Linked DNA regions of Homo sapiens: region 1 is linked to region 2. The links are chromatin contacts, found by Hi-C or POLR2A ChIA-PET in ENCODE. All regions are on one chromosome and are shown on one strand. The core of a region is the stretch at or near the end of the contact, and the rest is flanking DNA. Distances in the headings are between cores, read along the strand shown.

Region 1 (5,785 bases), core at 1,917-4,416, 43 kb before region 2:
CGGCGCATGCCTGTAATCCCAGCTACTCAGGAGGCTGAGGCAGGAGAATCGCTTGAACCCGGGAGGCAGAGGTTGCAGTGAGCCGGGATTGTGCCACCGCACTCCAGCCTGGTGACAGAGCAAGACTCCATCTCAAAAAAAAAAAAAAAAAAAAAAAGGAGATGAGGGAGTAAGACCCGAAGCTATCTAGGGGAAAAGCATTCCTGGCAAAGGGAACAGCCAGTACAAACAAAGATCCTAGGGAGGGAGGATGCCTGGCAAGTTCTAGAAATAATCAAGAGGCCAGAGTGCTTGGGTTGGAGTGAGGGATGAATAACACCTATCTCACCAGGATGTTTTGAGCAATCAGTGAAATGTGACTGGTACATAGTAGGTGCTCGATGAATGGTTATTTCCTCCTCTTCCTGGGGCCTTGTCAGAAATGGGGGGACCCATGATTGGGCTGGAGGGTTGAGGGTGTTCTGAGGGGCTGGGCCACACCTGCCCACCTCTGTTTGCAGGCTGCACCAAGTGTACTTTGATGCACCCACCTGCCGAGGGGGCACCACCAAGGTCTTCTTAGTTGGGGACTACTCCTCGTCAGCCGAATTCTTTGTCACCGTGGCCGTGTTTGCCTTCCTCTACTCCATGGGGGCTCTGGCCACCTACATCTTCCTGCAGAACAAGTACCGAGAGAATAACAAAGGGCCCATGCTGGTGAGTCCCCACAGCCACTTGCATGTAGGGACCATGGGGACACGGAACCCCAGGGACACAGCCATGCTCACAGACCACACCAAATCCCAGACAGGCCCACATGCAAACAGCCACCATAACAGCCACACATATAGTTGCTGCTGCTATTAATCCACACCAGGCATCCGGGACACAGAGTCATAGAGTCACGGAGACATACAGCCTATGCAGAATCCCAGACAGGCCCACACCTGAGAACCTTCCCACTCTCACACAACTACACAGCCTAGATCAAAGGAAGAGGCCCACAGAGGTTCGCTGTGACAGTCATGCCTGTCATCATGCCACACAGACACACTGATTCCTACACCACTGTACTCACATACCCTCAGCCTAGACACAAAATGACAAAAATTCCCACATGCAGACAAAAGTAGAAAGACACATTACTTTCCACAGATTCGGAAATCATCCCAGAGTTCCCCTCCCCCCAACACCCACAGCCACATATCACAATCACACTCCCACATCCTCTGTGTCATGTACACACACAAGCTCAAGCTGGGAGGGCCACCTTCAGGTGAAAGTGTTGTGGGCTTGAGAGCTGAAAAGGCAGGGGAGAGACAGGCCTCTTCTGGGGGACCTGTGATCCGAGGAGGCCCCAGGGCCTAGCGTGAAGCAGTCCACTCACAGTGCTGTCTTCCTCACCCCTGCCTGCCTTAGGACTTTCTGGCCACGGCTGTGTTCGCCTTCATGTGGCTAGTTAGCTCATCGGCATGGGCCAAGGGGCTGTCAGATGTGAAGATGGCCACAGACCCAGAGAACATTATCAAGGAGATGCCTGTCTGCCGCCAGACAGGGAACACATGCAAGGAGCTGAGAGACCCTGTGACCTCGGGACTCAACACCTCGGTGGTAAGCCCTGGGTGCTGGCTGGAGGAGGGAGAGTGGAAAACAGTACAGTCCGGCATGGGGAGTGGTGGAGTGGGAGAATAAGAGGAGAGTCAGGGGAGATCCAAGGGGTGTCCCTGAAGAACGCGTGCCAACAACAACGTTGAAGGATGAGCTAGCAATTGTAACCACTGTGACACCACAGACTGTCCCCAAAGGGGGAACATGACAGGTTTGGGAGACCTGGATCCCAGACCCAGCCTAGACATGTAAAATAAGCAACTCAGCACCCTCTTGGGACCTCAGTTTCCTCATGTGCAAAATGAAGGAAAAACTTGAAATGTTTCCCCACTTGGATGCCCCCTACTGGCTGGAGTCAGACTGTCTGCGCTCAAATCCCAGCTCTACCTCTTGCAAGCTCCCTGACCTGAAACTAGTCACAGCCTCTCAAGGTTCAGTTGAGCATGCATAATCGAAGACTAATAATAGGTCCTGCTCCAAAGTTGAGTATTTATTGAACTAAGAATACGGAGTGCTCAGAAAAGGGCCTGGCACAAGGTAAGTCGTATACAAGGGTTACAGATGCTAAGATTACAACTTTTCTTTCCTGTCACTTGCTGGATGTGAGACTTCAGGTAACTTAGCCTCTAGGGCCTCAGTTTCCTCAACTGTAAAATGGAGATAGTATTTCCTGCCCAAAACTGAATTTTAAGTGAGCTTATAACATGTAAAGCTCTTAGAAGAGGGCTTGGCATATAAGGAAAGGTACAGAAAGTGTTTTATGTCTTAAAATTACTTTATGTGGCCGGGTGCGGTAGCTCACGCCAGTAATCCCAGCACTATGGGAGGCCGAGGCGGGCAGATCACCTGAGGTCGGGAGTTCAAGACCAGCCTGACCAACATGGAGAAACCCCATCTCTACTAAAAATACAAAATTAGCTGGTGTGGTGGTGCATGCCTGTAATCCCAGCTACTCGGGAGGCTGAGGCAGGAGAATTGCTTGAACCCGGGAGGCGAAGGTTGTGGTGAGCCGAGATCGTGCCATTGCACTCCCGCCTGGGCAACAAGAGCGAAACTCCATCTCAAAAAAAAAATTATGCAAGTTTCATATATCTTATACATGTGCACTTATACATATATTTTATCTACATTTATTTAGATGCATGTTAGTGGTATAGCTATATTTAATAAGTTTGTATCCTTACATTTTACTATGAATATATTACAAATTTACATTTTAAACATGCATAAATGTGTATATAATGTGTATATGTGCAAATATGTAAATAATTGTATATGTAATACTGATAGATCGCAGCATCCCCAGGGCTCCAAATTCTTCTAACACGCCCACCCCGCCAGAGGTGATTTTTCTGCACATCGACGTTCTCGCACTGGGACTCAGAGAGTCTGGGTTTCAGAAACCCCCACCTTGCGGAGCCTACGGATTCATTCCCCGCATGCTCATTCCTGCACGCAGGGCCGCCAAGGCAATGGGCGGGGTACCACAGCCGAGCCTTGTCTCCCTGCAGGTGTTCGGCTTCCTGAACCTGGTGCTCTGGGTCGGCAACCTGTGGTTCGTGTTTAAGGAGACAGGCTGGGCCGCCCCGTTCCTGCGCGCGCCTCCCGGCGCCCCCGAGAAACAACCGGCACCCGGGGACGCCTACGGCGATGCAGGCTACGGGCAGGGCCCCGGCGGGTACGGGCCCCAGGATTCCTACGGGCCTCAGGGCGGCTACCAGCCTGACTATGGTCAACCAGCCGGCAGCGGTGGCAGTGGCTACGGGCCTCAGGGCGACTATGGGCAGCAAGGCTACGGCCCGCAGGGTGCACCCACCTCCTTCTCCAATCAGATGTAGTCTGGTGAGTGACCGGCGAGCGGTGCGGCCAAGGAGGGTACAAGGAAGGAGACGAGCGGGTCAGTGAACCAATAAGAGTCAGGGGTAGAGAGTACGTAAGGCGTTTACTGGGGCAAGTAAGGACTGAAGTTTGAAGGAGCCAATCAAGAGGCAGAACTACCTGCTAAGAGCTGAAAAACTAGCTAATGAATGGAGAAAAGAAGAATGGTGCTTCAAGATGGACAGAATGAAGAGCCAATGGGAGGGAGGTAGAAGGGCAACTCGGCGGAAAGGCGGGGGGAGAGAAGCAGAGCAACCAATAAAGGGAGGGAATATCGGGGGACTTGCGCAGTGGCGAATCAGCGGAGCGCAAGAGCCACGGAAGCGACGAGGAGGTGGGTCTTAGAAGTGACTGATAAGCCAATAGGTGATAAGGCCAATAGATGGTGAGGGTAAATGGGCGTGGATCTTGAAGGTCAGACGAGCTCACCAATCCGGGAGGAGGGGATAGATCTGCCGCCTCTCCCCAACGCTGGAGGGGAGGGAAGTAGTGTGGAATTTCAAAGGAGGAAGAGGGATAGGGTGGGGTCCTGGAAAGGTTTGCCGGCCTTCTTGCTGGGCCTTAAAAGAGAAGTGAGGGTCGGGGCTTGGTGGCTCATGCCTGTAATCTCAGCACTTTGGGAGACCGAGGCGGGCGGGCCGCTTGAGCCCAAGAGTTCGAGACCAGCCTGGGCAACATGATGAAATCCCACCTCTACAAAAAATACAAAAATTAGCCGGGCGTGGTGGCATGCATCTGTGGACCCATCTACTCAGGAGGCTGAAGTGGGAGGATCACTTAAGCCCAGGAGGTTGAGGCTGCCGTGAGCTATGATCCTGCCACTGCACTCCAGCCTGGGCAACAGAGCGAGACCTTGTCTCAAAAAAAAAAAAAAAATGGAAAGAAAGAAAGGAAGAAAAAAAGAAAGAAAGAAAAGAGGCCAGGTGAGGTGGCTCATGCCTGTAATCCCAGCACTTTGGGAGACCAAGGTGGGCAGATCACCTGAGGTCAGGAGTTCGAGACTAGCCTGGCCAACACGGTGAAACCCCGTCTCTACTAAACATATAAAAATTAGCCGGGCATGGTGGCGCACGTCTGTAGTTCCAGCTACTCTGGAGGCTGAGGCAGGAGAATCGCTTGAATCTGGGAGGCGGAGGTTCCAGTGAGTCGAGATTGCGCCACTGCACTCCAGCCTGGGCAACAGAGCGAGACTCTGTCTCAAAACAAAAAAAAAAAGAAAAAGAGAAGTGAGATTTCCCTCAGATAGGAGGGAGGATATAGGGGAGGAAAGGCAGGAGGAAAAGGCTAAGGGGTGGCTAAAAAGTGGGGGAAGGCAAGAAGGTGGCAATACTTGGATGGAGGTAGCTTCTGACACTGGGTTAGCCAGGATGGAAAGGGCATCCCACATCTAATTCATCAAAAAATCCTGTGGGTCCTACCTTCAAAAAATATATCCTTCATCTTCCACTGTCATCTCTCCCAGACCTCTTCTCAGGTCTCCATTTCCATTCTGTTCTACTCACAGCATCTGGAGGGATTCTGTTAAATCCTAAATTAGGCCACAGTCCTCCTGTGTCAGAACTCTGCCCTGTCGCAGGCTGGGCGTGGTAGCTCACGCCTGTAATCCTAGCACTTTAGGAATGCTAGACTTGAACTCCTGGGCTCAGGTGATCCTCCCACCTCAGCCTCCCAAGTAGCTGAGACTATAAGTGTGAGCGACCATGCCCAGCTCACTTTATTTTTTCCATTTCACTTATTATTGTCACCCTATGTTATACGAGATAATCCACTCATGCATCATGTTCGCTGTGTGAAGTCTATCTCTGCTTCAGTATAAGCTCCACAAAGACAGGGATCTTTGTTTTGCTCAATATAGTTTATCACAAATGGCTAGAACAGTACCTGTTAAGGGACTATTTTTTTGGTTGGAGGAAGGAGACTGTAATCTCTTTGGTACCTAACCCAGTGGGGGCAAGGTCAGGTATATCTTCTCAGCAGAGGCAGCTGGGATGAAGCTGGCTCCAGGAAAGAAGAAAAGACATAAAGCCAGGACAAAGGCATAACAGCCCAACCCCTATCTGAGGGCGCCACCCATGTCAGACCCCCTCTCCTTTCTGTGTCTTTTGTCTCTACAGGTCAGTGAAGCCCAGGAGGACCTGGGGGGGGCAAGAGCTCAGGAGAAGGCCTGCCCCCCTTCCCACCCCTATACCCTAGGTCTCCACCCCTCAAGCCAGGAGACCCTGTCTTTGCTGTTTATATATATATATATTATATATAAATATCTATTTATCTGTCTGAGCCCTGCCCTCACTCCACTCCCCTCATCCACTAGGTGCCCAGT
Region 2 (5,450 bases), core at 1,112-3,611:
AGGAGAATCAGTGAAGAAAATATGACAAGGGATGAAAAGGAAATGTGAAGCAGGGGTGATAGAGAAAGATTTGAAGATGGAGGAAGTGCTAGCCGGGCACAGTGGCTAGCGGGCGGACCACCTGAGGTCAAGAGTTTGAGACCAGCCTGGCCAACATGGTGAAACCCCGTCTCTACTAAAAATACAAAAATTAGCCGGGCGGTGGCACACGCCTGTAATCCCAACTACTCGGGAAGGTGAGGCAGGAGAATTGCTTGAACCCAGGAGGCAGAGGTTGCAGTGAGCAGAGATCTCGCCATTGCACTCCAGCATGGGCAACAAAAGCGAAACTCCATCTCAAGAAAAAAAAAAGAAGAAAAAGTGGCCGGGCGCGGTGGCTCACGCCTGTAAGCACAGCACTTTGGGAGGCCGAGGCGGGCAGATCACGAGGTCAGGAGATCGAGACCACAGTGAAACCCCGTCTCTATTAAAAATACAAAAAATTAGCCGGGCGTGGTGGCAGGCGCCTGTAGTCCCAGCTATTTGGGAGGCTGAGGCAGGAGAATGGCGTGAACCTGGGAGGCGGAGCTTGCAGTGAGCCGAGATCACGCCATTGCACTCCAGCCTGGGTGACAGAGCGAGACTCCGCCTCAAAAAAAAAAAAAAAGAAAAGAAAAAGAAAAAGATGGAGGAAATGGCCACATACCAAGGAATGCAGGCCACCTGTAGAAGCTTAAAAAGGCAAGGAAAACAGATTCTCCACAAGGAAGGCAGCCCTGCTGACACCTTGATATTAGCCTGATGAGAATTCTGCCCTACAGAACTGTAAGACATTTTGTGGTGTTGTTTCAAGCCAGTAAATGTATGGTAATTTGTTAGAGCAGCAATCAGAAATTAATACAGATTTTAAGCATCTTTTCATTGTGCTTATTGGCCATTTGTGCATGTGTATATACATATATATATATAAATACATTGTGTGTGTGTATATATGTATATATATATATATATGAGACAGAGTCTTGCTCTGTCACCCAGGCTGGAGTACAGTGGCACGATCTCAGCTCACTGCAACCTCCCCTCCCTGGGTTCAAGGAATTCCCCCTGCGTCAGCCTCCTGAGTAGCTGGGATCACAGGCATGCGCCACCACACCAGCTAATTTTTGTATTTGTAGCAGAGATGGGGCTTCACCATGTTGGCCAGGCTGGTCTTGAACTCCTGACCTCAGATGATCTGCCCACCTCAGCCTCCCAAAGTGCTGGGGTTACAGGCGTGAGCCACCGCACCCAGCCAATTTTGAGCTAACTTTTAAAAAATTATTTATTTGTCGCCAGGTTGGAGTGCAGTGGTGCAATCTCGGCTCACTGCAAGCTCTGCCTCCCGGGTTCATGCCATTCTCCTGCCTCAGCCTCCCGAGTAGCTGGGTCTACAGCCACCCGCCACCACACCTGGCTAATTTTTTGTATTTTTAGTAGAGATGGGGTTTCACTGTGTTAGCCAGGATAGTCTCAATCTCCTGACCTTGTGATCTGCCTGCCTCGGCCTCCTGAAGTGCTGGGATTACAGGCATGAGCCACCGCGCCCAGCCTTTTTTTTTGGAGATGGAGTCTTGCTCTATTGCCCAGGCTGGAGTGCAATGGCGCGATCTCAGCTCACTGCAACCTCCGCCTCCTAGGTTCAAGCAATTCTCCTGTGTCAGCCTCCTGAGTAGTTGGGATTACAGGCGCGCACCACCATGCCTGGCTAATTTTTGTATTTTTGGTAGAGACAGGGTTTCACCATGTTGGTCAGGCTGGTCTCAAACTCCGGACCTCGTGATCCACCTGCTTCGGCCTCCCAAAGTGCTGGGATTACAGGCGTAAGCTACTGCACCCGGCCCTGAATGCCTATTTTTTCTTGCCTAATTGCCGTGGCTAGAACTTCTAATATGATATTGAATAGAAGGAGCAAGAGCAGACGCTCTTGTTTTGTTCCTGATCTTAGGTGGAAGGTATTCAGTCTTTCACCATTAAATATGATTTTAGCTGTCTTCTGGGCTCTCTTGTTTCTGATGAGAAGTCAACTCTTAATCTTATTGGAGTTTCCTTATAGGTGACAGGTCATTTTTCTATTTGTGCTTGCAAGATATTCTCTTTGGATTTCAAGATTTTTGACCATGATGTGCCTGAGTGTTTTGTCCTGTCTAACCATGGCTGGAATCTCTCAAAAATGAGCAGTAAGGGAGTTCCCACAAGGGAGTGGCTGAAATTGAGGAGAGAGGCCATTTCTCCTACTGTCCCCTGTCTCCAAAGAAAAGGAGGAAGTAAAAACTGAAAAATAACAGACTGATCGGCACCACTGGCCAGGCCTGTAGGTTAAAGATTAACCCACAACCTAACCGCTTGTGATATCTATATATCACAGACAATGGTATGGAGAAACACTTGCCTTGCTCACCACCCCCACCTAGTCATGTACCCCATGCTTGTTCAATCTATCACGACCCTTTCACGTGGACCCCTTAGAGTTGTAAGCCCTTAAAAGGGCCAGGAACTCTTTCTTAGGGGGGCTTCGTTCTTGAGACGCATGTCTGCCAACGCTCCTGACCAAATAAAGCCTCTTCCTTACATTTCTTGGTTCCCTGACCGGGAAGCGAGGTGATTAACGATGGTCGAGGCAGCCCCTTAGGCGGCTTAGGCCTGCCCTGCGGAGCATCCCTGCAGGGGACTCCGGCCAGTTTGAGCAACGCGGATCCTGAGAGCACTCCCGGGTAGGCATTTGCCCTCGTGGAACACCTCGTCAGAGCGGTGCATGGCAGGCCCCCACAGAGGATCAATGCAGCGGCTGAACACCAGGAAGGAACTGGCACTTGGAGTCTGGACATCTGGAATATGGTAGGACCAGTCCTGGGAACTTACCCACTCCATTTGAGTGGAAGCGTGGCCTGATCACCCACAGTGTGCCCTTATCGGCACTTTGGTCTCAGTTTTGATTATGATTTGGCTTGGCTTGTTTGAAAAAAAGGAAAGTGAAAGTGAGTGAATGCTTGTTTTAGACGGGCACAGGATGGACAGTGGTCGCCATCCAAAGTGAGCGTTGAGCCCCAAGCTGCAGTTCCGTAGGATACCTCACATGGCTAAGTGGCAGTTCGTGCTGGCGCCTGGTACCAGCCTGCTTAAGCTAAGAGGATCTGAGATTCCCGCGAGGGAAGCGGCCAGTGACTGCCGAGGAGAGTGGGTGACCCCTTTACCCTTTCCCTTCTTGTGTCGTGAGTGCCATTTTTGTCTTGGGTGGGGGTGGAGATGGGTGAGACGCAAAGTAAGACCACTCCATTAGGAACTATGTTAAAGAATTTCAAAAAAGGTTTTAATGGAGATTATGGGGTTACTATGACCCCAGGAAAACTTAGGACCTAAGTGAGATAGATTAGCCAGCATTAGAAGTGGGTTGGCCATCAGAAGGAGGCCTAGACAGGTCCTTTGTTTCAAAGGTATGGCACAAGGTAACTGGTAAGCCAGAAAACCCAGACCACTTTCCATACATAGACACTTGGTTACAGCTGGTTTTAGACCCCCTACAGTGGTTAAGAGGACAGGCAGCAGCAGTACTAGTGGCAAAGGGACAGACAGCCAAGGAAGAATCCCGCTTCACCCACTGAGGGAAGTCGGCGCCTAAAGTCCTGTCCGACCCAACATCAAAGGATTCATGGCAAGAAACAGTGCCAGTGGCCCCTCCTTTCACCAAGAAAGAAGGCCTCCCACTCCTGAGGCCACTGTGCCCAAGCTTCCACAAGGCCTACATACCCCTAGGCCACCTAGAGTAGAAAAGAAAGGATGCAAGACCTCAGGAGAAACTCCTCACTTGGTAGCCCATTTGAGGCCTAAAACTGGGATACAAATGCCCCTGAGAGAGCAACGGTATACTGGGGTAAACGAGGACGGGCATATGGTGGAAAGGCGTGCCTTTGTGTACCAACCCTCCACCTCTGCCAATCTCCTCAATTGGAAAAACAATACCCCATCCTATACTGAAAAGCCTCAGGCTATAATTGATTTGCTCCAAACTATTATCCAGACCCACAACCCTACTTGGGCTGATTGCCACCAGTTGCTCATGTGCCTGTTTAACACGGATGAACGGCGAAGGGTGCTCCAAGCAGCGACTAAGTGGCTAGAGGAACATGTTCCGGCTGATTACAAAAACCCCCAAGAGTATGTGATGGCCCAGTTACCAGGAACAGACCCCCAGTGGGACCCAAATGAAAGACAGGGTATGCAAAGGCTAAACTGGTAGAGGGAAGCCCTCCTGGAAGGGTTAAAGAAAGGAGCTCAGAAGGCCACCAATATAAATAAAATATCTGAGGTTATTCAAGGAAAGGAAGAGAGTCCAGCACAATTTTACGAGAGACTATGTGAGGCCTATTGTATGTATACTCCCTTTGATCCCAACAACCCTGAAAACCAGCGCATGATTAACATGGCTTTAGTTAGTCAAAGTGCAGAAGACATTAGAAGAAAACTACATAAGCAGGCTGGGTTTGCAGGCATGAACACTTCACAGTTATTGGAGATAGCCAACCAGGTGTTTGTGAATAGAGATGCTGTAAGCCGCAGAGAGAACTGCAGAGAGAGCGAACGCCAAGCCCAGCGAAACGCCGACCTGCTAGCCACAGCAATAGAGGGGTCCCCCCCGAAGGGGCGAGAAAGGGGGGCCCCAGGAAAAATACCCAGTCCGGCCATCCACGCTTGCAGCGTAACCAGTGTGCTTACTGTAAGGAAATGGGATGTTGGAAGGACAAGTGCCCCCAGTTGAAAGGGAAACAAGGTGACTGAGCAGGAGGCCTCAGACAAGGACGAAAGGGCCTTGTTTAATCTGGCAGAAGGGTTACTGGACTGAGGGGGACTAGGCTCATGTGCACCCAAAGAGCCCATGGTCAGAATGACAGTCGGGGGCAAGGACATTGAGTTTCTTGTCGATACTGGTGCTGAACATCCAGTAGTAACCACCCTGGTCGCCCCCTTATCCAAAAAGACTATTGATATAATCAGAACCACGGGGGTTTCGGCAAAGCAAGCTTTCTGTTTGCCCTGGACCTGCACTGTCGGGGGACATGAGGTAATTCACCAGTTCCTGTACATGCCTGACTGCCCCTTGCCTTTACTGGGAAGGGACCTACTTAGCAAGCTGAGAGCCACTATCTCTTTTACAAAGCATGGCTCTTTACAGCTAAAGTTACCTGGAAAGGGAGTCATCATGGCCCTTATGGTTCCTCGGGAGGAGGAATGGAGACTCTTCTTAGCTGAGCCAGGCCAAGAGATAGGACCAGCTCTGGCTAAGCGGTGGCCAAGGGTGTGGGAGGAAGACAACCCGCCAGGGTTGGCAATCAACCAGGCCCCCATACTAATAGAAGTTAAGCCTGGGGCCCAGCTGGTCAGGCAAAAGCAGTACCTGGTCCCCAGAGAAGCCCTTGAGGGCATCCGGGTCCATCTCA

The links. Hi-C counts contacts between places; a loop is a spot of excess contacts on that map. ChIA-PET counts read pairs that join two places held with the same protein, here RNA polymerase II (POLR2A). Pooled maps may share reads with other maps.
Region 1: a loop to region 2 is called in a map of K562, with 2.0 times the contacts of the local background. The contact joins two enhancer-like sites. A Hi-C loop is called at or near these places in 9 of 168 maps with a recorded cell type or tissue (CD4-positive, alpha-beta memory T cell, CD8-positive, alpha-beta T cell, K562 and 5 more), 8 of 37 single-sample maps with no recorded cell type and 23 of 50 pooled maps. POLR2A ChIA-PET finds 5 or more read pairs at or near these places in 18 of 52 experiments (A549, B cell, BJ and 14 more).

Annotation. Positions count from the first base shown.
Region 1 is chrX:49,189,077-49,194,861 of GRCh38, reverse strand. SYP (synaptophysin) reads left to right here. Exons shown (of 7, transcript NM_003179.3): 4 at 501-696; 5 at 1,399-1,590; 6 at 3,099-3,429; 7 at 5,580-5,785. The coding sequence ends at 3,425. Among named protein-coding and RNA genes, the nearest start is that of PRICKLE3, 5.6 kb to the right of the region's middle. RefSeq lists a cis regulatory region at 954-1,474, an enhancer at 3,630-3,699 and a silencer at 4,539-4,618. Within about 2 kb of position 3,166, at least 25 of the 41 ENCODE cell types and tissues checked have a DNase peak (open chromatin) inside an H3K27ac peak, as active enhancers do.
Region 2 is chrX:49,145,787-49,151,236 of GRCh38, reverse strand. LOC105373195 (a long non-coding RNA gene) reads left to right here. Exons shown (of 3, transcript XR_007068230.1): 2 at 2,072-2,853. Among named protein-coding and RNA genes, the nearest start is that of MAGIX, 14 kb to the left of the region's middle. RefSeq lists cis regulatory regions at 2,147-2,647, 2,116-2,690, 3,088-3,238. Within about 2 kb of position 2,361, at least 3 of the 41 ENCODE cell types and tissues checked have a DNase peak (open chromatin) inside an H3K27ac peak, as active enhancers do.